Regions from separate parts of the Homo sapiens genome. Here region 2 is linked to region 1. Evidence: chromatin loops called from intact Hi-C (ENCODE). Cell type or tissue: heart right ventricle. All regions are shown on one strand. Each heading gives the region's core, and the rest is flanking DNA. Links, peaks and the distances in the headings are about the cores only. Region 1 overlaps PGM1 (phosphoglucomutase 1). Region 2 overlaps UBE2U (ubiquitin conjugating enzyme E2 U).

The links. Hi-C counts contacts between places; a loop is a spot of excess contacts. Peaks named below come from ENCODE experiments on the same cell type or tissue, not always from the same donor. Only the 100,000 strongest peaks of a DNase experiment are listed, where the experiment ranks them.
Region 2: a loop joins it to region 1, with 9 times the contacts of the local background. A loop is called at or near these places in 101 of 110 quality-filtered maps.

Annotation. Positions count from the first base shown.
Region 1 is chr1:63,609,619-63,621,919 of GRCh38, forward strand. All of the region lies in intron 1 of PGM1 (phosphoglucomutase 1), which reads left to right. Among named protein-coding and RNA genes, the nearest start is that of PGM1, 22 kb to the left of the region's middle. In heart right ventricle, for the core only: CTCF peaks have their summits at 6,391 (motif pointing right) and 6,605; a DNase peak (open chromatin) is centred at 6,343.
Region 2 is chr1:64,239,146-64,251,446 of GRCh38, forward strand. It overlaps UBE2U (ubiquitin conjugating enzyme E2 U), which reads left to right. Exons shown (of 10, transcript NM_001366232.2): 8 at 2,507-2,588. Among named protein-coding and RNA genes, the nearest start is that of UBE2U, 42 kb to the left of the region's middle. In heart right ventricle, for the core only: CTCF peaks have their summits at 4,039 (motif pointing left) and 7,393 (motif pointing left); no DNase peak of the experiment used is centred there.

The sequences.
Region 1 (12,301 bases), core at 2,232-10,231:
CTTTGGATTTTGGATTTTGATCTTTTCTCAGGCTAGCAAAATGCAGGATGATACTCTAGGAGTGAGCCACACCTCCCAGTCCACCACGCGGTCCCGAGGGTAAACGACCAATAATGTACAATACAGGGTACTGTATTTAATAAATTACACGAGATCTTCCAACATTTTATTATAAATTAGGCTTTGTGTTCAATGATTTTCCCTAACTTTAGGCTAAGGTAAGTGTTGTGGGCCCATTTAAGGTAGGCTAGGCCAGGCCATGATGTTTGGTAGGTTAGGTGGATCAGATGCATTTTTGACTGATGATATTTTCAACTTACAATGGGTTCCAAATGGAAGTCAGACCACTTGGTGGCTACCTAATTTTACCACATAACCTCAGTTCATAGTAGTGGGTTGGAAGTGAAGACTTTGAGATTTTGCTTCAAATTTCAGTTTCATAATTAATTGTACAATATCATGTATACTGCTTAACTTATCTAAAACTGTTTTCTCACCAGTAAAGTGGGATTAATTCCAATATATGCTATATCAGAGAATTTTATGAGGATAGAATGAAATAATGTACATACAAAGGTTTTGTGAATTCTAAGGTGCCACTCAAATATGAATTATTTGGTTGTTTTTGAAACTGTAATGTTGCTTCAGGAAAGTCATTCCACTGGACTAATGTAAGCCTCTTGCCAAAAACAAATCTCTACACACAGTTTCGTCTAGTTCTCTCAAAGTCCAAAATTCAGATGTGCTAAAGAATAATAAAAAAAAAAGTTACAGGCGTTTTGCCATTTTGAGAATCTTAGTGGAATATCAAAATTACATCTTTTATGTTAAAATTTATGTTAAAAGTATATATAATCTTTGGTGTGAGATCTGAGTTTGATTCCTGGACATGGTAGTTATTAGCTGTTTAATCTTGGGCAAATTGCTTGAGCTGCTTCTTTACTCATTTGTGAAATTAATATGTTGGGGGTTTTGATGGGAAATACAGACACTTTAAACTTCTTGCAAAAGGTTTCCCGGCCATTACCCCCTCATTTTAACTTCTCTTCTTCCCAGATTTGCCAATGACCTGTCAAGATGCTCTACACCTATTAGCTTATAAATTTCAGAACAGAAATATCTTTCTTACAGAGAGTGTTTCATGCACAGAGCCTGGGGGGAGGGAGAACTGTTCTGTATAACTTTAGGTTTTCAGTAATATGTCGTCAGCCTGATACTTAAGTTTTCTCAAAAGAACACAGCAGCCAGCCCCAAAGTAAGCAAAATTGATCCTGAGTAGCTTAAGTACTGGTTACGGTGTTTGGTGTTTGTATGCCAGGTCTACCCCTTATGGTTTTAGGATAGTGGTTCTGGTGAATAGTTGATTAGGTCCACTTGCTCCAGAAATCTCCGTGAATAAGATTTGATGGGGTGCTTTCCATCCCTGAAACATTTACTGAATGTTTTCTTATTGCTTAATACAGTGCTGTGTATTTGGGGCATGCAGTAGTGCATAAAACGGTCTCCGCAAGTGGGCATTGCAATATAGTGTGAGAAGTGCCTCGTTAGGGTGTATTGGGGGCCCTAGGGAGGGGAACACGCAGGGGTGGTCAGAGGAAGCTTCCCAGGGGAGATGTGTTTAAGCCAAGTCCTGAAGGATGATAAAGAGGAAGCCAGGAAAAAGTGTAGACATGGGGGTATGAAGAAGACATTCTGTGTAGTGGGAGCAGCCCTTGCAAAACAAGGAGATCCTTGTAGAAAGTAAAAGCACAGCCTTAGACTGTAAAGTAGGACTCATCCTAACTCCAGCATTGCAGGAAGGGAAGAGGGAGGCCGCCGGTGACTCAGCTGCCTTAACCCCTGAGGTCACACAGGTCCTTAACCCCTGAGGCTTTCTTTTATACACAGGCCAACATAAGACCCAGTCTGGGAATTATCCTAAGGCCCAGCCTGGGAATTCTCTTATGGCCCTGAGGGAAGGGAGGATTTTGGAGACAGGATCAAAAACCTAAAAAGCTATCTGTAGGCCGGGCGCAGTGGCTCTCACCTGTAATCCCAGCACTTTGGGAGGCCAAGGCAGGCAGATCACAAGGTCAAGAGATCAAGACCATCCTGGGCAACATGGTGAAACCCTGTCTTTACTAAAAATACAAAAATTAGCTGGGTGTGGTGGCACATGCCTGTAGTCCCAGCTATTCGGGAGGCTGAGGCAGGAGAATCGCTTGAACCAGGGGAGGTGGAGGTTGCAGTGAGCCGAGATTGCACCACTGCACTCCAACCTGGCAACAGAGCGAGACTCCTTCTCAGAAAATGCTATTTGTAAGGAGGATTGGGTTGAAGTATTTGCCCAGTAACATATTAAGGCTATCAGGAGCTGGACGTGGTGGCTCACGCCTGGCCTGTAATCCTAGCACTTTGGGAAGCCAAGGTGGGTGGATCACTTTAGGTCAGAAGTTCGAGACCAGCCTGGCCAACATGGTGAAGCCCCATCTCTACTAAAAATACAAAAATTAGCCGGGCATGGTGGCGCGTGCCTGTAATCCCAGCTACTTGGGAGGCTGAGGCAGGAGAATCGTTTGAACCTGGGAGGCAGAGGTTGCAGTGAGCCGAGATCACACCATTGCACTCCAGCCTGGGGAACAAGAGCGAAACTCTGTCTCAAAAAAAAAAAGGCTCTATCAGTTTGCTCTGACTCTCTTTCTTTAACCAGCAGGTTACGTGACACGTGACACCATCTGCATGTGACCTACTGTCTTCACTGGGACAGGCCTTCTAACTTGGGTCAACTGGCCTGAACCCATACGTAGAATGATTGATATATAGTTCACTAAGTTAAATTATACATTTATAGACGCAAAAAAAATTTTGACATACAGTGTGGTTGTGTTGTATCCTACTGCTCTAATATTAGGAAAGGGGCTGGGATGCTAGGTCAGCTGGGACCCTCTTTTTCTCGCTTGCATTCATCTCTTTTTCTCTCTTACTCTCACCACTTTTCTACCTCATGTTGAGTAGCGCCATGAAGACCCCTCCTTCATCACTCTGCCTGCAGTTATCCTGGGAAGCAATTATAAGCTTTCAGCCTCAACCATGCAGACTAACTGGCTCTACTTCCTTCACTATTGCAGTTTCTAGTTCTGTTCGTAATTGTTGCACAAGACTTTGTGCTATTGCAACTACTTGGAATGCCAGTTCCAGGCAGAGTGCCCTCTGTTGTAGACACCTTGTGCTTTGGGAAGTTGTCTGTGATTAGGGGAGTAATTTTCTATTTGAGGTTGGTCTCAGGAAGGGAAACCACTCCTGACTCCTGCCTGAAAACTCGCCTCCTTGCTCAGAAACACTAATTACAGGGGTCGTTTGATGCTCTCACTTAAATATTTTAGTCACTCACACATTTATTGACTATCTGTATGTGCCCAACCCCATTCCAGGTACTGAGGTTAAAAATGAGTGAGATGCAGTCTCTCCATACCACAGAGCAAAGGAGGAAGCTTGTTTGTGTATATGGAGCATGGCCCATGCAGGGTTACTTAATGCTAGAAACCAAACACTCTGAGGCAAAGAAAAGGTGTAGGGGGTTGGGGGGCAGGGTAGAGGAATAGTCTACCCAGACTGCCTGTCACTCAGACCAGCCACTCTGCTGCAAAAGGAGTTGGCTTATCTTTTTTTTTTTTTTTTTTTTTTAAGCACTTAGCAGTTTCCTAGGGCTGCTATCTGCTGTAACAAACTGTGTGGCTTAAAACAATGGATATTTATTCTCTTGCACTTCTGGCAGCTTAGAAGTCTGAAATCGAGGTGACAGCAGGACCATGCTCCCTCTGAAGGCTCTAGGGGAGACTCTTTCCTTGCCTCTTCCTAGCTTCTGGTGGTGGCTAGCAATCCCTGGTGCAGTGTAACTTCAATCTCTACCTCTGTCTTCACGTGGCATTCTTCCCTATGTATCTCTTCTGTCTCTGTCTCCAAATTTCCCTCTCCTAAATCCTGTCATTGAATTTAGGGCCACCCTAATCCAGTATGCTCTCATTGTAACTTGATTACATCTGCAAAGACCCTATTTCCAAATAAGGTCACATCCCCAGGTTCCTGGGTTAAGACTTCAATGTATCTTTTTTTTTTTTTTTTTTTGGAGGGGGCGGGAGTAGTGCACCATTCAACCATGACATCTATACTCTGTCCACCAAATGCAGGTGGGTTTTGTACAGACACCAAAGCACATATACTTTGCACTTGGGCAGTAGCCCTTTGGGAGTCACTTGGGATCTATTTCCTCTTAATTTTCTTCAAGTTTAAACAAATTTGATCATCCAAAGGAGCCATACATAGCCCAATGATGAGAAACGTGAGCTTTGGCTTTAAAACTGGTGTTGAAGCCTGCCTTTCCAATTTATTGTGAGTCCTGGAGCAACTCGTGTAACTTCTTTAATCCTCAGTTTCCTTATCAGTAAAATGGGAATAGTGAGAATACCTACACCACTGAGTTGTTATTAAGCCTGCATGAAAACCTACATGTAATGATATTCACTGTGCTGAGCACTTTACATGATCTCATATAGTCTTTTCAACAACTCTTAATTGATTGGTATTTAGACTTCTGTTTTACAGATGCAGAAATAGAAGCTAAGTGATTCGCCCAAGATCTCCAAGATACTAAAAAGTATCAAGAGTTGGAATTTGAACCTGGATTTCCACTGTGCTCTATTCCTCAAGACCCTTTTTAATAGTTATGTAGCGCTACAGTCTAGGGGTTCCTAAACTTTTTAAGGAAAGTCCAACTTTTTATATCCCTAAAGCCTTGCTCTCACTGAAGCCTTGATTGAGGCCAAGAGAGAATGCCTTGCTGCTGCCCCCATGAGCCACTGCCCATCTAAGGAATTCCCACAGATGCCCACATTTACCCACATGCTTTAAAAGCTCTTGTTTATTGAGTCTTTGCTGTTCACCTGGCTGCATATTACATTACAAGGCAAGGTAGCATGATAGTTACATGTCTGGGCTCTGGAGACAGACTGCGTATGACCTGGTGTCTTCTTAGAGCAAGCCTTCTAACTTGGGTTGGCTGAATCAAATCTATATGTAAAATGAATGATATACAGACAGTTCACTAAATCAAAGCCCATCTCCACAATCTACCTGACCTCGGACAGATGACATAATCTCTGTATCCCCCATTTTCCTTATCCCTAGGATAAGGGCTGAGAATAATAAGCCCCTATACAGTTGTTGTGAAGATTAAATAAGTTAATGCTTGTAATGCATTTGAAACATGACCCAGCACATTGTGGCCTACTGAATTTATCTTCTACTACCTTTGAGCAGGCATCATTGTCCTTACTATTTTACAAATAAAGAAACTGAGGCCAGAAAGGCCATATACCACTAGAAGGTTCGAGCAAAGCAAGGATTCAGGCTCAGGCCTGTTTGACTCCAGAGCCCAGTGGTTACAGCAGGGACTGTACTTGATTCTTTAAATCCTCCTTCTGCTACCTGTCCCATTCCTCCAGTGCCTGGACCATTGGAGATGTTTAATCAGTATTTATCCACAGATAAACCCATTGCATCTATGCCCTCCTACCTAGGCTTACCTGCTTTCGAGATCAGGGGATGTGTTAGAAGGATGTGATCAGTCCTTATCAATACCCTTTCTGTTTTTAGTAGTTTGGATAACATTTATTGAGTGTCTACTATATGGCCAGGCATTGTGAGAAGCATTTCACACATACCTTTCCTCATTTACTTTCAGAACCTTCTAAAGGAGGCTTCACTCTCTGCATTTTATGGAAACTCTGGCTTACAAGGACCCCATCGAAAAGGATGTTCCCTCTTTGTGGCCACCTTCTTTCATGTCCTTTACAGCCGGACATCCTATTTTGGCCAGACCATATAATTGAAAATGATCTTAATAATGAGACAGACAGAAAATAACCTCACCATTTCTCTCCTCTTCTTCTTCTTCTTTTTTTTTTTTTTTTTTTTTTTTTTTTTTGAGACAGAGCCTTACTCTGTTGCCCAGGCTGGAGTGCAGTGGCGCGATCTCGACTCACTGCAATCTCCGCCTCCCGGGTTCCAGCGATTCTCCTGCCTCAGCCTCCTGAGTAGCTGGGATTATAGGCCCTGCCACCATGCCTGGCTAATTTTGTATTTTTAGTAGAGACGGGGTTTTACCATGTTGGCCAGGCGGATCACTTGAGGTCAGGAGTTCTCTCCTCTTCTTAAAAGCCCCAGAGTCCCACCATATTTTAATTATTTGATGGAGGGCCAACCACTGCCTGCCACAAAACTTAAAGGGGCACAATTTCCCTTGTGATCTTGGTGAAGGGAGCCCATAGAGTTGTGCAAGGCTGCTCTGGGCAGAGGTGAGTGAAGCACTGCCCCTTACGAGGCTGCTGGCAATCTTGCTTGTTTTTCCATTTTCCACCACAAGAGGGCAACATATGACCATGAATGATTTGAAAATAAAGCGATTCCTTAACTGGTTCTCTTTTTACCAAAGAATTTTAATAATTGTGCTCCTGGTAAGTTAGAATGGGGAAAGTTCTTCTGTTAGCGCCAAGTGAATATTCTTAAGGGATTGAAATTCAAATTGTCTTGAGAATTCTCCAAAAAGGAAATAAAAGACATAGAAAAATGTTATATGAACCACATAAATGGCTGTTTTTATAGGTCAAAATGTTTGAATATGGGTCATTTCTGATAAAACAGGAGACTCCTTCACACGTGCCTTACTTATGAAAAGGGGTTCCTAAGCCTTGCACATCTTCAAATTGAGGAGATTGTTTTCAGACGTAACCACATGGGTTCAGAATGGCAATTATGCAGATGGAGAATGCCTTCCATGGCTTCTTGTCTGCCCTGTGAGTGCTCATAGCTCTCTTGTAGGCTCCCAGATGAGTACTTTTTACTCCATTTTAAAATGATTTGTTGGCTTATCTATCTCTCCTTCTGCACCAAAAGTTTCTTGGCAACTTGAGTCTTCCTGAGGTGTACAGTGCCTGGTGAAATGAATACAACACATCGGTCTATATAGGACATATTGGGTAGATGGATGGGTGAACAGATGGACAGCCAACTGACGCGTGCTAAAGGTTGTACACTCTCTGAGGCAGAGGCAGCTGTTATGTTTGTTTTTATTTTCAAAATCTACTTCAGGAGTCTCTGTGAACATGGGATTCTGTAGAGCTCTAAGCCATCTGGCCCTTGTAATTCTTCTGACCTTGTACCTTCTTCCAATTTTAATGTAATTTCTCCTTTTCTTTAGAGAACATTTCCTAACTCTACTAAAATGCACATAGCCAATGGCCCGTCCCAATTGTTGGGTATGAAACACGCCTGCTTGTTTTCAGATTCAGAGCAGTGCTAAAGGCTAATACTTACGCAGGGCTTGCAAAGCACTAGAACCAGCTGGTGCTAAGCTCTTTACATTTGTAAACTCCTGTCTCTTAATACAACAAATCTATGCAGTAGCTACCACTTTCAATCCCTGTTTCAAAGGTGAGAAAATAGAGGCACAAAGAGCCTACATCCCTTGCCCACGGTCCCCTAGTCAGAAAATGGTACTCGGCCTGTCTCCTTGCTGTGGACTGAGGGAGCTCAAAGGAGAAGGGGAGGAAGTGTTCTCTCTTCCTTTTCTTGCCTGTACTGGACAGCAGGTGAGGCCTGGCTCACAGCTGGCAAACAGGACCCAGGTACTACGGAGCCCTGGTCAGCCCTGTAAAGAGATGTAAGCAGCTATAAGTAGCAGAAGCCCAATTAGGGTTCAGTGAGCCCCTATGAGGCCTGACACACAAGGACTGCACACAGAGAGAGGGGCGTCTCCTGCAGCCACAGGCAGTGGTGGGGCAGATGGACTTCAAGACCCTGAGACACATTTTGGGAGGCCAGGCGGGCAGATCGCTTGAGATGAGGAGTTCGAGACCAGCCTGTCCAACACAGTGAAACCCTGTCTCTATTAAAATTACCAAAATTAGCAGGGCATGGTGGCACACACCTGTAATCCCAGCTCAGGTGGGATTGAGGCTGAGGCACGAGAACTCAGGAGGCTGAGGCACGAGAATTGCTTGAACCTGGAAGGCAGAGGTTGCAGAGATTGCACAACTGCACTCCAGCCTGGGAGACAGAGTGACTCTGCCTCCCCACAAAAAAAAAAAAAAAAAAAAAAAAAAAAAGACCCTGAAACAAGAGGAACCCAGGCAGCGTCTCCTGGTTGTCTCAGCACATCTGTTTCATTTTCCTCTCTCTCTGCTGACCCATTTGTCAATGGAAATTAGGTTTCTCAGTGTGTGTGGTTTTTTTTTTACAAACTCATTTAATCAAGCACCTATGAATATTTCAAATTTTTAAGTCAAATATTTGTTTTCTTTTAAAATTCCTTGTCTAATAAGGAAAACTTTTCAAGTATTCAAGTTGTTCTCATGTAATCAAATAATAACAGCAGATCCTTGTACAGGGCATACTATAGCCACCCTGGTTTCAGAACTATCTGTAAATTGCTTCATTCAAACTTGACTACAACAAGTAAAGTAGAGCTGCTATCATTATCTCCATCTTGACAGATGAGGAAATGGAAGCACAAAGAGGTTAAGTAACTTGTCCAAGATCATATTACTAGTAACTGGTAGAATAAGGGTTCAGACCCTGTCACTTTGGCTTTAGAGGCCATTCCCTCAAGTACTATAGTATACTGTCTGCATGTGATGACTTAAACTTATAAATATAATACAGTCCAAGTTTTCTGGAATGTTCCACTAATGTTTATAATTTTGATAAAATTCTTCTCATAAAATTCTTCTCATACCTCCTTAAACTTAAAATCCTGTCTAAATAAGTAACACAACCTGCACTTAATTATAAACTGGAACCACAAGGCTAATCTTTAGATAAACTAATATCCCACATTTCTTAAATGTATTTCAAATGCCAAATATACCTAGTTTTCCCCCCCTTACTCCAAAAATATTAATACTATGTTCATTTTATTATTTGTATCCTATGTGATATATTTCATCATCTGTACACTTAATTTTAAGAGAGTATGTTTTAAAATGCCTACTTAAAAAACCATTCTCTCACCTCAAGTGATGAGGGGTTACCTTTCCAGTTGAATTGGGGTGACACCAGCTGGGTGAGGTGTGGCTCGGCCAAGGGTCTGGATGTGGAGGCACCGAGTCCAGAATACCAGCGCCAAAAGGGATTCTCCAGTGGCTTGTGTTCCCAGCCCCTGTTCCCGATTCTCAGGTCTGATGAATCTGCAAGCCCTACCTACGTGAGAAGATTCATCTAACCTATTTTCTGCTTGATACTATTTCGAATTCTTTTCTGATTCTTCCCGTACATCAGATCCACAACTCTTAGAGATGTATGAATGATCCCGAGTTGGATCCTGCATAGCTGTCACGGACTCTCACATATTGTCAGGCTGTCAGCAGCAGTTCTGTGGATATTCTCATGCCTCAACTGTTCTTGCCCCACAGCTCATAAGTTTACCTGTCTTTCTGGTTCAAGGGCTAACCTAATCTGGCTAGTACACTTTTGAGTCCCAATTCTAGATTCCAAGGAGAGAAAACATGAGTGGTCCAGCTTTAGTCAGGGGTCTACCCCATTTGCTCATGGCCTGGAGTCAGGGTCCTGGAGTAGACACCTGGCCTCAGGCCTTCACTCTCATGGAATAGTTGGGGGACAGTTCTCAGAGAAGAGAGGAGATGAGTAGAAAGCACAGTATGGAAAAAGGGTCAGAGGAAAGAGGTTGTTCAAGGAGTATCTTCACAGTAGGAGAGGAAAAAAACAAAAGCAGTGCTCAAACTGGGCCAAGAACTCAGAGTTGAAGTTGTGTGTAGAAAGCTGGCAGAGGAACAGTGCTGGACAAGATCACATTGACTGGGACCCTCAAAGCCACCCCAGCTAAGGATGGGACCCTTTTTGCAAGCCTTGGTTAATCTTTTTCCACTCTTATTTCTCCAAGCCATTCAAGGCATCACTGCCAGCCAGTCAACTTTCCAAAAACATATTGGTTTATATTCTTTTTGCTTACAAATTTCCATAGTTCCCCAGCACTTTCAAAATAAAGTTTAGCACGGTTCACAAGGCTCCATAGACTTGCCCCAACTATTTCTCCAGTCTCATCCCTGTCACTGCAACCTCTTCAGAGCCGCAGCTCTGTAAACACACCTTCAGGATAGCACCAAGGCCATCCCGCTATGATGGCTCCTTTCTGATGTGAACTTTTTTGAGAACAGAGGCCCATCCACCTTTGTTTCTATCTCCAACCCCACTCAGAATGTGAGAAAAAAAATTGTATCTTTACATCATTTTCCAGTTCATAAAGGCTTTCCTAGACATTAACTGAGGCAATCTTCGCAAAAACCTTGGGAGAGAGGTATTATTTCATGAAGAAATTGAGGCTCAGAAGGACAAGGGGGCTGACAATGACCGATAATCTACCTTATACCAGGCACAGTACTGGGTGTTTTCACATGTGACCTGTTTTCAGTTTTCTGAACAAACTTCAGAGCTATCCCCATTTTATAGGCTCAGATGAGTTAAGTAACTTGCTCTAGATTGTACCTCTCATACATTTTACAGTGAAAGATTTGAGCCCTAGTTGTATCTGGCTGCTGAACCTGTGCCCTTCCCGTTAGAATGTAGTGCCTTGCCTGGGGCTGAGCATTTACTACCTGCTTAGTTACTGGTGGCTGGAGAAATGAATAACCGTTTTCCACTCTTGGGGACAAACACTTCAAGCCCTCTGGAACAGGCACCTGCAGCCATCACAAGCATAGGGCCTTGGGCTGGAGTGTCTGATTAACCCTGCTGCTTTAAGCCAAATTTCTGCCTTTCTTTCTAGTGCTTATGCCTGGAAATAGGGTTATCAGGCTCATCCCTTATGCCCACTCCTGGGACATTAGCTAAGAAAGAATTCTTGGTGTGAAGAGGTGAACCCATTCAGGCCAGCCCTCACATGGGGCCTGGGACACCATTATTAACTGTCCATTAAATATTTTTTAAAGAAACATAGAAAAGAAAGAGTGAATAAAGGATTGGTAAGTCTACGGTTTCTGCTATGCTCTACTGGGAAGGTATCACTGCTGATGCAAATGGAAGCTGGAGTCTTTGCAAGGCTGGGAGCGAAGGGGTTCATAACTCTGCCATTGTGAAATTGATTGGACCCAAGACCAGTATGAAAGTTCCTTGTCTGAAGGGAGTAATCCTTAAATCCCCCATATGGTTTAAATGTAATTTGTGTCATTGTGAAGGAGTACTGGCAATGCAGGCGAATTCATTAGGCCAAATTGGGTTCGCTATGCTCGACAGTAACGTTTCTGAAGATGAAGTTCAACCTTTGCTGGAGAGCTAAAACAAATGAGTTTCTTAATAGCTGCCCCACTTAGTCTGAGTGTCTTAGGAAGCTTAATGTTTTTAATGTCTCTTCTTTTTTACTATACTTCACAGTCCATCTAACATTGCTGCTTCTGGTAATATTTTTATATGGGGTTGAGTTCTATAGTGTTCATAAAATTATGATCAGGCCCATTTTTAGAATAGAAGCTTTTCTAGGGCAAGGATTATGTTCTTTTGGTATAGTTTTGCATATTGACAAACACCATGCCTGGCATGTGTCGTTGCTTAAAATGTTGCTCTCGTAATTCTGCCCTCAGAAAGAACTTCACCGAGAGACTGGGAGGCTGCCAGCAGAGACTATGCTGGAGTGTGGTGTATTATGTGGGCAGAGAGGCTTTGGTATGGGATGTGGGAATATCCTTGTGCCCAAGTACCCCCAAATTTACCCTGGGATTTCAAGATCTCATTAAGAAAACTACCAATTATGTGGTTGGCTGCTCTGTTATTCCAATGAAAAGATTATTGGAATGATATTTTATAAATCTGGATCTATTATCGGATATGTCAAGACACACATGCCAGCCTAATTCACAAGCCCATATAAAACCAGGGAAAACTTGGCACAGAACTTACAAAATAGGAATTTAAAAAATCATTTATAGTACGTTGAAAAACAGTGGTTATGTAAACTGTTAATAAAGCATGCTTGCTTTTTCAATTAATTTCTAAAGAATTTGACTTTTAAAAACAAATTAAGAGCCCAAAATAAGCTATAAAAAGTAGTCGTCTTTTGGCTGACTGGTTTTCAACATAATAGATGTGTTTTGTGAATTGTGTTAATGTTATGTCTCGAGGTATTTCCTGCACATGGGCCAGGCCCATTTGTCATTTGAAGGGGCTCCCTTGCCAGTGGCCTACTTTCTGCTTGTGAGCCTGTTATTCCTGCTGGTCTTGTGCAGAGCAGCCCCGGAACACAGCGGCATTCTTGACA
Region 2 (12,301 bases), core at 2,640-10,639, 630 kb after region 1:
AGAAGAAGAAGAAAGAAGAAGAAGAAGAAGAAGAAGAAGAAGAAGAAAGCCCCAGACAAGGACAAGACTGGTGGAGAGCATCTAGCTGGTTAAATAGTTCGACTGTAAGCTAAGCTCAGAACAATAATAAGAAATAGGAAAATAGATAAAGTATATATGAGCATATGATCTGGCTTAATAATATTTCATGTAAAAATTACCAGTGCCTTAAACATAGTAGGGTTTTTTTTAATTATTATTATACTTTAAGTTCTAGGGTAGATGTGCACAACGTGCAGGTTTGTTACATATGCATACATTTGCCTGTTGGTGTGCTGCACCCATTAACTTATCATTTACATTAGGTATATCTCCTAATGCTATCCCTCCCCCCTCCCCCCACCCCACGACAGGCCTTGGTGTGTGATGTTCCCCTTCCTGTGTCCAAGTGTTCTCATTGTTCAATTCCCACCTGTAAGTGAGAACATGCGGTGTTTGGTTTTCTGTCCTTGTGATAGTTTGCTGAGAATGATGGTTTCCAGCTTCATCCGTGTCCCTACAAAGTACATGAACTCATCATTTTTTATGGCTGCATAGTATTCCATGGTGTATATGTGTCACATTTTCTTAATCCAGTCTATCATTGGTGGACATTTGGGTTGGTTCCAAGTCTTGGCTATTGTGAATAGTGCCACAGTAAACATACGTGTGCATGTGTCTTTATAGCAGCATGATTTATAATCCTTTGGGGTATACACCCAGTAATGGGATGGCTGGGTCAAGTGGTATTTCTAGTTCTAGACCCTTGAGGAATCACCACACTGTTTTCCACAATGGTTGAACTAGTTTACAGTCCCACCAACAGTGTAAAAGTGTTCCTATTTCTCCACATCCTCTCCAGCACCTGTTGTTAATCATAGTAGGTTTTTAATAAATCTTATATGAATTTGATTGAAGGTATAGGCTTGTAATTAACCACAAACTTAAGAGCCAGTGGTGATGTAATATGAGTTCCAGAAAATACTAATGCAGGTCTGAGCTGAATTGATAGTCCACAGAGCAAGGGAGGTAGTAAGCCCATTTGCATCTTTGCTTCAAACCAATTCAAGGTCCTGATCCAGTTTGGGACACTAACTTTAATAGGAACATCAAAAGAGTTTATCACCAGGGCATTAAGGATGGTTAAGTTTCTAGAAAATCATATCCTAAGAACAAGTTAAAAGAACTGAGGCTTCCCTGTGAGCTATTAGAGGGCTCTCTCTTGTGGGAGAGGGATGAACTTAGTATTGCTCCAGAGGTTAGAACTAAGACCAGTGGAAACTCACAGCAGTCAGATTAAGGAAGGACATTGTAACCCTTATCTGCCAATGGAATGGGCAGTCTCCCAACTACAAAGTGGTGTGTTTTCTGTAGTTTGCAAGTAATTCATTCAGAACCTGGATGATCATCTGTTGGAGATTCTTGCTTTGTGAAGGATCAAGCAAGGTCTTTAATGTCATTTCCAACTTCAAAATTCTAATTTTCTACTTGAAGTGCTGAATTAGAATTTTGTTAAACTATGATGTCTTGGTTTTATATGAGTTATTTTAATACTTTCTTCATTATTGTTGCTCAAAACAAAATTTCTCTTTTTAAATTTTTATTTATTTATTTTTGAGACAGGGTCTCACTCTGTCACACAGGCTGGAGTGCAGTGGCGCAATCTCAGCTCACTGCAACCTCTGACTACTGAGTAGCTGGGATTACGGGTGTGTCCCACCACGCCTGGCTAATTTTTGTATTTTTAGTGGAGATGGGGTTTCACCACATTGGCCAGGCTATATTTCAATAAATTTAAAGATCTAATTGGCTTGCATTAGTGATTCATGAATCAGGCAGCATCTCATCTTAAAAACAGATAAGTGATCTACTGAGCATAGCAGAACAGTTAGTTTTTATAAGGTAACTAGAGCAGGAATAAGAAAACAGAATAATACAAAAATTGGATTGGTTAACATAAGGCACTTCAGTTACTTTCCTTGTAAGGGTTAAAGCACAGGGACTTCCTTATCATGCCACTTCAAGTTGACTGGGCCCCTTCTGACTGGTGGCTGTGAATCTCTTCTTTTGAAAAAACTGATCTGCTTAAGATTGTCCTGCTTCCTTAAAGTTTCAGTTTTATTGCATGACACTTAGCATGAGTAACTCCATTTTGTTTGGTCTGTTAATGCCTAAGGTAGGTGCTCAGTCCAAAACAATGGTCTCCTATAAATTTTATTTAACATGATAAAGGATATATAATGTTTTTCATTATAATGAAAATAACTTCCAAGTCATAATCTATTTCAAACAATATCTAATATTATGATGTTCCAATAAAAGCAAGTAATTTGGAAAGTTTCTAAGGATTGTAATATGACTTGAATTATATAGTGCATGTTATTGCCACATATCAAGTTAATGAGAAGTGAATGATTTTTAACTTTTAACTATTAACTATTATTAAAGAATGTATGTATAGCTTCTTTTTTTAATATTCTAATTTCAGTGCTCAAAGTTCCAAATTTCATTGGACAGTATTACAAATGGAAGAAAATGGATCTACAGCATCAGAAAGAATGGAATTTAAAGTAAGAAATATGAAGTGCCTTGAATGTGTACATTAACTTGAATTGTCTATTATTCCACTTTCTACTATCCAACTTGGAAATAACAGAAGAAACCCTTGGAAATAACAACTTATACCCTTTTCTCAGTATAAGAACAAGAATAAAAGAAATGATCATTTCTTGCTTTCATATGAACCCAGGTAGGAAATATCTTTGCTACATATTTGCTGCCAAAGATGGAGATAGGACATGATCTGCAGTGAAGAAATCTCGTAATATCCTTCCCATTATTTCTCTTACTCTCATTTCCATCATCCTTATCAACATGTGACTTAGAAATAGCTTTTTTTTTAAAAAAAAGAAAAGCAAAAAACTATATATCATCAATTAGCTTTTCATCCTTTTTGTAGCTCCAAACATTGTTTCTTCTCCCACAGATTTCTCATTCAAGACCAAATATATTAAATCTAATGAAGAAGGATATAGTAAAATACAAACATAAATTATTATATCTTTAGAAATCATTGACTCTTAGACCACATTAAGGAAGGAACCTTAATCTCATCTTTGGTCTTTTGACCCCTGAAGGCAGTTTTTCTGCTTCATCATGTTACAACAAAGATGCCATTTCAGTTCTGTGGTATTGGCTGTGTTGTGCTAGTCATTTTTTCTGGTGTGCTCATTCCAAGGTACTCTGAGTGTGTGACCATAAAGGTAGGGGAATTAAAGATCCTATTTTTTGTGTTTATCTCATTTATCTCAATTTTTAGCTCTTCAGTTTACTGTTAACCAAGTGCCCTCTTTTCTAGATGGAAATACACGATGAATAAAGATAACGTGCTGTATTTTGAATTTCTGAAGCAACTGAGGAATTGAATATATTTTTTTAAATTGAGTATATTAAAATGTAATTCCCTATCCTTTAACATCATATAGTTCAGACTGAGTTTTTCAGTTGGATTTTCTTTCTTCTGTTGATTCTGTAACAACTTTCTTTCAAGCTAAAGTAGAGAAAAGCTTTTGCATTTGATATACTTTTCTGCTTTCAGGATAAATTACAGGAAGTAGAAAGTTTTTTATCCAGCAAAATTTGAAGGAGTATAAGCATGTTTTTTTCCTGAAGGCATGTTTTAAGTTTCTTTTAGAGTTGAAGAAACCTACTTAGAATATAAGGTTAATTTTTCTTTGACGTGACTTCCTTTTTTATTTCCTTTAACAGAACTGTTTTATTTGTTTGATCATCGATTCATTATGTAATGCCAACATCCTGCAGAACCCAAAAATTTAGAAAAAGTAGAACCGTGTCATTTTCAATTTATCCATCCACTTCTACATATGGCTAAAATAATTGTGAGCTGTTTGAGTGCTGGAACATTTTTCCAAATACATTATTTCAAAGTTACAGGTCAAATTATCATGTGCATAGTGACCCTGTCAGAATAAAACCCTCACACCTTATGCCATCTGGTGGTTGATGAGAATATATTTAGATCAAGTGATATTTGCTGCTTCAAAACGCTGGTGTTGATTAGTCAAAAACTCCACTATTTAAATGCAGTTTTAAAAAGATATTATATTTATCTGCATTTTATTGTGGCATAAATATTGACTATGCAAATGTTAGAGGTATAGTAAAATCTAAAAAATCTAAAGAATGGCAAAATTCAACTTCTCTTCAAATAATTATCAAAAGTCTTGTGTTCATCAAAATACATGGGGTATGATAAAGAGGACAATTCATAGAGAATCAAGTAGAAAATGTTTGGGGATCTATGCACATGAGTAATTGGTCTATATTGTGCATGCCATATTAAGCATCTCTCAGTTTTTAATATTCGAAAATGCTTTCCTTACGCTGAAATTTCCTGTTTCAAAAAAACAGGAAATGTAAATTGAGAACCCTGTATTTGCATAGCATTGAAGAAAAAGAGAAACCTGTCTCTCCTGCTACTTCCTTCCCTCCCCTCATCAATCAATACCTTATTCTTAAGCCACACTGAATTCTTTTTTCTCACTATTATTTGGGGACCTAAGACCTCCTTACCACGTTGTACCTTCTGCCTCGGATCAGCAAGGTCTTTGCTGCTGGTGTAGAGCTAGGATTTTGTCAGTTAAAAAGTGGAATGTGGAGCTCTTAAGCGCAGGGGCACTGGAGCCAGACTGTCTGGATTTGAATTCTGGCTCTGCCAATTACCAGCTCTGTGACCTTGAGCAAGGTCACTGATTTTTTTTGTGCCTCAGATTTATCTGTTAAGTGGCAGTAATAAGTGTACCTACCTCCCAGGGAAGGTGTGAGGATTAAATAAATTAATATATGTAAAATGCTTCAAACAGTATCTGGTGCATGGCAAGCACTCATAAAGTTCGCTATTATTCATGCTTTTAAAACTTTACTGTGGCCCTCATTCAATTTGCAGATGAAAAATCTTTCTTTGGAAGCAGCATAGGGGAAGAGCATGAGCTTCAGAGTCAAACAGATGTTGGAGAAATTCTTAACCACTCTGAACTTGTTTTTTTATCTGTTAAATGGAGATAACCTTACCTATCTTGCAAAGTTGTTTTGCATTTGACGCTTATTATTTTATATATATGATTTCATTCGAGATATAAATAAAAATTATATAAAAATGTGTATATTATATATCTGTTACATATATAAAATAAAAATTAATATAGCATCACACATAGGCATTCAATAAATTTTAGTTCCTGGGGAGAGGAGGAGATGAAAGTTCATGCCACCCTACTTTTCAGAGAATAAAAACAATCTGTTGGAAACATGTAAAATTTGTCTTTTCTCAGGTTAGAAAACAACACCTATCATAACTACATTTATTGTAGTTCCTATATGCCTCTGGTTCCTTTTCCTTCTCTACTCCACCTCCATCATTTCTTCTGCCTGGTGAAGTGCTTCACAAAGATGTTGTGAAGAGCTGGCCCAAATGTCTTTTTGTAGAGACAGTCACTGACAAGCTCAGGCATTCACAGTTACCCCATCCTCTCTCTCCATATTCTCTGTTCCCATGTCTTTCAGCATGTGTGATGTGGAAATTCATCTGTTCATGAAGAGGGACCAGGGCAGGGATGTTTGTGTCCCTTTGCATTCTCTGTACCTAGCATGGTGCCTGGCAAATAGTAGGCACTCAATTAATGTTAGTTGAAAAACGCATCCTCACCCTGTTTTCTCAATTAGTATTAGGATTAAATGTGAAGAAAGTTCATTTTAGAAAAATAAAATTGAGTTGCAAACTTTTAAGGTTCATTCTAATGTAAAGATTTAGGATTCTATTTTGGGAGTTCTAAGGTGTAGTTGGAAACAGTGATTGAAAACTGGAAATGTAAATGGCTTTCATGAATATTTTATGCAAAATCTCTAATTTGGCAAGTCTTTGTTACTATTAATAGAAACATTGTCATTATAAGCAGCTCATAAATATTCATTAATCAATTATTTGGTTTGGTGTTCCTTTCTAAAGCCTTTTTTCTTTCCTATTGGCTTGAGTGTCTTTTGTATTCATGAAAGTGCTTTCTTTCCGTTAAAGGATACGAATCTGTAATCTAATCAGTAGTTTGTATTTAAGTTCTCCAGAGAAATAGTAAAAGATATAAAATCAGAAAGCAATGAAAGCTGTTCTTTCGAGTGTTCTTGGTTGTGCACATATAAAACTATGTTTGTGCCATACTCTAGCTAATGATTGCTTCTGTGACAACAGAAAAATCTTTATCAGTATTCTAAGCTTTGGCAGCTAGCAAGTTGTCTAAATAAAACTTATCAGTCCTGGTGGTGGTTTACATTCGGTGTAGCTTTAGAAAAGAATATTGCTTCTTGTTTATACCGAGTAGGTATAGAGGGAACCGGAACTAACATGGCTGAGTACTTCCTGTATGCCCGGCGTTCTCCCTTCATTTCCTAATTCATGTTGGCCATCCTGTGGAGTTGACAGTCACACGTGTAAGTGTAACCCACAATAATACCCATCAGCCTCCTTCAAAGCCACAACAAATCAACCTGTACTCCAAGTCAGACCACTTTGCTTGCCTTGTTGACAGCCCAAGACCTGATTCCTAACCTCCTTTTCAATGGATAACCGCTCCTAAGACCCATCCCCCAACCCCTGACGCCCCAGACATTCCGTAAAGGTGGAGATGGATATTATCTCTAGTTTACCAGTGAGAGAAATGGAGGCACAGAGATTAGCGAGTTTTCCTGAGGTTACTGATAAACATAAATTTTATTTGCAAATTAAAACTAAACTGTTTCTTTCTTGCCTACTAATATGTACTTAATAAAAGTTTAAATTGTTCAGGTAAGTGTAAAAATATTGCCTATCCAATCGCAAGCACAATCAAGTGTACATTTTGTGAAAAAGTTGTGTTTTTTCTCAATATTAAATTCTATTATTAAACAATGTTAGTTCTTTTTTTTCTTATATGTAAAAAAAGAACATCTGTGCAATATCAAATACCAATAAAAAAACTTTCTTATATCTGTAAATCCCACTCTGGACTTAGTTGTCCTGTCTTTTAAATTAAGAGACTAATACATATTTTTTCTACATTTCTTTGGTGTCTGATTTTGTGAGCATGTTTTAACTCACAAAAGATAAGTAATCTTTCTTTTGGTATACCTATGTTTGATCCCCTTTATATGGAAAACGTTCATGCTGAGTAGATTCTTTTAATATATGTTCGTGTTGTCCTTTCAGGGTTATTGAATTTAAACATGTTTTTTATAAGTTTACTTAATTATGTATTTAATGCATTTTTTAAGGAGTGCTAGCTTTATTCCCTAAAATTAAACCTTGACTGCCATCTTGTGGTTAACAAGTGAATTAGCATTAGAATGGACACTGCCTGTATTTTTAAATACACACGTGGGAAAAATTATAAACAAAGGGAGGAAAATCCTTTAGGAAAAAATGACTTTTGCCAAGCAACTATTTAGTCTCTGCTTGGATGTTTTTAGAGATAGGAAGCTTGGTAATTCAAGAAGCATTAAATAGCTCTAATCTTCTTCAGTTCTAGCTTGTATCTAACACCTTTTGATAGTCAACCATTCCAGAAATGGGAAATTAGCTCCATTTCATAAAGAAGATGTGCAGAAAAGGTTAAAGAAAATTCCCTAAGGTTATATACTTAGTAACAAAGCTGAAATTCAAATGCAGGCCTGCCAGATACCACAAGCCACGCTTTTTTCCTTAAATCAAGCAGGCACCATGTCAGACACTGAGGACCTGGGGATGGCCTTGGGGATTGGTGGAAGGCAGGATTCAAAGGAGGCTATTAGGGCAGAAAAGAAACTATTGCCACTTGTCTTTGGAAACAACACAAATAAGGCCATTTCTGCTTTGTGAAATTGCCCTTGAAGTCTCAGAAGATAGTTATGTCTTTCTCCTACCTCCTCTTACATCTCTTTTTTAGAATAAACACACTCCGTTCTTTCAGCTGATTTTTATGAATTCAGTATTCTTTATTGGTTCCCTCTTATGGATATAATTCATTCCATCAATTTCTCTCTCCAATGTAGCCTCAAAAAGTTACCATGGATTTCTGGTTGTAGCACAAAATCCAGTGGAACCACCCCTACTATAAACACCATGGCTTAGGGCTTCTCCCTTCCTCTCTCCTGAAAAAGCGGAATTTTAATATGAGTCACAAACATATATGGTGCTAGTTTAGATGTTCCCCAAATCTTATGTTGATATTTGATCCCAGTGTTGGAAAATAGGAGGTGTTTGGGTCATGGGGGCAGATCCCTTATGAAGAGACTAATGCCTTCCCTTGGGCAGGGAAGGAGGGTGGAGGAGTATGGCGGATAAGTAAGTTCTCCATTAGTTCCCGGGAGTGCTAGTTGTTAAAAAGAGCTTGGCAGCTGGGAATGGAGGCTCAAGCCTGTAATCCCAGCACTTTGGGAGGCCAAGGCAAGAAGAATGCTTGAAGCCAGTATTTGAGACCAGCCTGAGCAATATAGTGAGACCTCATCTCTACAAAAAATTAAAAACTTAGCCAGGCATAATGGCACATGCCTGTGGTCCTAGCTAAGTGGGAGGCTGAGGTGAGAGGAACATTTGAGCCCAGTAGGTCGAGGCTGCAGTGAACCATGGTTGTGCCACTGCACTCCAGCCTGGGTGACAGAGCAAGACCTGTCTCACAAAAAAAAAAAAAAAAAAATTAGCTTGACATTTCCCCTCCCTCTCTTGCCTCCTCTCTCGCCTGTGACCTCTGCACACACCGGCTCCCCTTTACCTCTGCCATGAGTGGAAACAGCTTTCACCAGATGCCCAGTCTTCCAGCCAGCAGAATTGTGAGCTAAATAAACCTGTTTTCCTTATAAATTACCCACTCCCAGGTATTTGTAGCAACACTAAACGAACTAAGACAGTTTTAATATGAGTCACAAATACATATGATTTTTTTTCCTAGGAGAACTCCTTCTTTGGTGTTCTGCTCCCACATTTTAATGGGTTCGCTCTCCCTCTACGGCCTTGCTCCCTCTCCTGTCCCTCTTTCTCTCCCCTCAGTCCCCCTCCCTGTGACCAGAGAAATACGATACATGGGTTGGCTTAGGTCCTGCTCAGGTTCTCTGTCTGAGCAGGGTTGAGGCGGGAAGGGCTATATTCCCCAGAGTCATATGAGATTGCATTTTATCAGAAGAAGGCAGGAATGAGAAGGAAGCAAAAAAGTTCCTTTAGAAAATGTTACCAAAAGTCAAATTACTAATGGAAGGATACAGTAAGTTTTATTCTTCTTATTATACATGTAAAGCTCCTTTTCAAGAACATGTTACAATTTGTGGTGCCCCAATCTATGTGAGAAACTTAAAAATGAACAAGCATTAGGGTTTTTCATTTTACTTGTTTTTTTTTTTTACTTAATATTATGACATTTTACTTCACAGTCATTTGATTTGCATATTTTAGTGACATTAAAAATTTTTGTTTTTATAGTTTGTCATTTTAATTATATAAAGGCAAATGGTTGAATAAAGAAGGAAATACTGCTTATACAATTTTTTGAAGACAAAGATTTGTCAATAGGGAAGAAAAGGTATAAATCAAGTTATGTTGTTTTCTAAAGTCATATTTGCCCTGAGGAAAATAAAATCCTAACGGTTTTTTTAAACTTACACAAGCCTCACAAAGAGCTGGAAATCCTGCCAGCTAGAGTGGAGAGACACTATAATTTAACAGACATTGACTAAAATTTAGAAGAGCTGTGCTTTATAGTGGGGCCATATTAGGTATCAAACTGATTTTCACAAAAAACTGAACTGTGAGCCAGAATGAAGAACAATCAGATTTAAAGAAACATAACAAAATTTAGCACCTAATAACCTAAAATTTACAATGTCCAGCAACCCATTGAAAAATCACCAGTCAGCCAGGCGCGGTGGCTCACGCCTGTTAGTTATCCCAGCACTTTGGGAGGACAAGGCGGACAGATCACCTGAGGTCAGGAGTTTGAAACCAGCCTGGCCAACATGGCAAAACCCTGTCTCTATTAAAAATACAAAAAATTAGCCAGGCGCAGTGGTGGGCACCTGTAATCCTAGCTACTCAGGAGGCTGAAGCAGGAGAATCGCTTGAACCTGGGAGGCGGAGGTTGCAGTGAGCCGAGATCATGCCATTGCACTCCAGCCTGGGTGACAGAGTGAGACTCTGTCTCAAAAAAAAAAAAAAAAAAAAATCACCAGTCATACAAATAAGCAGAAAAATATGACCCACAACCAAAAGAAATTACATCAATACAAATAGATCCATAAGTGATAGAGAGGATAGAATTAACAGATACAGACTTTAAAGCAGCTACTATACATCTTATAAAATATACTGAATTATCTAAAGAAAAACATGAATATGATGAAAGAAATGGAAGATATACCAGTGGAATATCTAGAGATAAAAATAAATCAAATATTTAAAAATATATATACTTAATGGGAAGAACAGCAAGTTAGACACTGCAGAAGAAATGACCCATGAACTTGAAAGTGTAGCAATATAATCTCTTTAAAAAAAGATAGAAAAAAAGACTGAAAAGAAACGAAAGAGCCTCAGTGAGCTGTGGGACAATATCAAGTGGTAGAAGATACATATAAATGGTGTTCCAGAGGAAGGGAGAGAAAAAATATTTGAAGAAATAATTATGACTGAAAATTTTCCCAATTTGATGAAGTCTGCAAATTCACAGACCAAGAAGTTCAATGAATCCCAAGAAACAGAAATATAAAGAAGCCATACCAAAGCACATCATAATCAAATTGTTGAAACTCAGAAATGAAGAGAAAAATCTTAAAAGTAGCAAAGGAGAAAAAGAAACCCCACATGTTACACATAAAGGAGCAACGATAAGAATAGCCAAAAACTTCATGTCAGAAGCCTTGCAAGTCAAAATATAATAAATGACAACTTCAGAGTGCTTGAAAGAAATTATTAAACATAGAATTTTATAACCAGTGAAAAGCTCTCTCTAAAATGAAGGTAAAATAAAAACGTTTTTTGACCAATAAATCCAACCACATAGTTGAAATGAACACATTTCTTGAAAGGCAACATCTACCAAGCCTCACTTAAAAAGAAATGAACAACCTGAGTAATCCTGTATCTAATAAAGGAATTTATAGTTAAAAGCCTTCACACAAAGACAACTTTAAACCCAGATGGCTTCACTGGAGAATTTTCCCACACATTTAAGGAAAACATGAATATACACAAACTCAGAAAAAAGAAGGAAACACTTCCCAGCACGTTACAGGGTCAGCATTACCTCAATAACAAAACCAAAGACAGTATACGAAAACTACAAATCAAGAACTGGAAATACCATTTGGCCCAGCCATCCCATTACCGGGTATATACCCAAAGGATTATAAATCATGCTGCTATAAAGACACATGCACACATATGTTTAGTGTGGCACTATTCACAATAGCCAAGACTTGGAACCAAGCCAAATGTCCAACAATGATAGACTGGATTAAGAAAATGTGGCACATATACACCATGGAATACTATGCAGCCATAAAAAATGATGAGTTCATGTCCTTTGTAGGGACATGGATGAAGCTGGAAACCATCATTCTCAGCAAACTATTGCAAGGACAAAAAACCAAACACCATATGTTCTCACTCATAGGTGGGAATTGAACAATGAGAACACATGGACACAGGAAGGGGAACATCACACACCAAGGCCTGTCGTGGGGTGGGGGGAGGGGGGAGGTATAGCATTAGGAGATACACCTAATGTTAAATGACGAGTTAATGGGTGCAGCACACCAACATGGCACATGTATACATATGTAACCAACCTGCAGGTTGTGCACATGTACCCTAAAACTTAAAGTATAATAAAAAATAAATAAATCAATAAATAGGGAATCCTTCCCCGCCCCCCCAAAAAAAGAAAACTACAGATAAATATGCCTCACAGACACAGATGCAAAAATTTTAGTATATTTAATCTAAATATATATATAACATATATAATATAGTTTTAAAATGTGTTAGTTTTTTTGAATGTTAAATCAAGGTTACATTCCTGATATAAACTATACTTGGTCAGGATTAATTATGATAAATAATTGTAAATAATTATGATAATTCATCATGACTATATGGAGTTTATACTAGAAATGTAACATTGGTTTAACATTTGAAAATTTCGAATAATGTAAATTAGTATAAGAAAGAAGAACTATATGATCCTCTCAATAGATGAAAAGAAATTCTGTA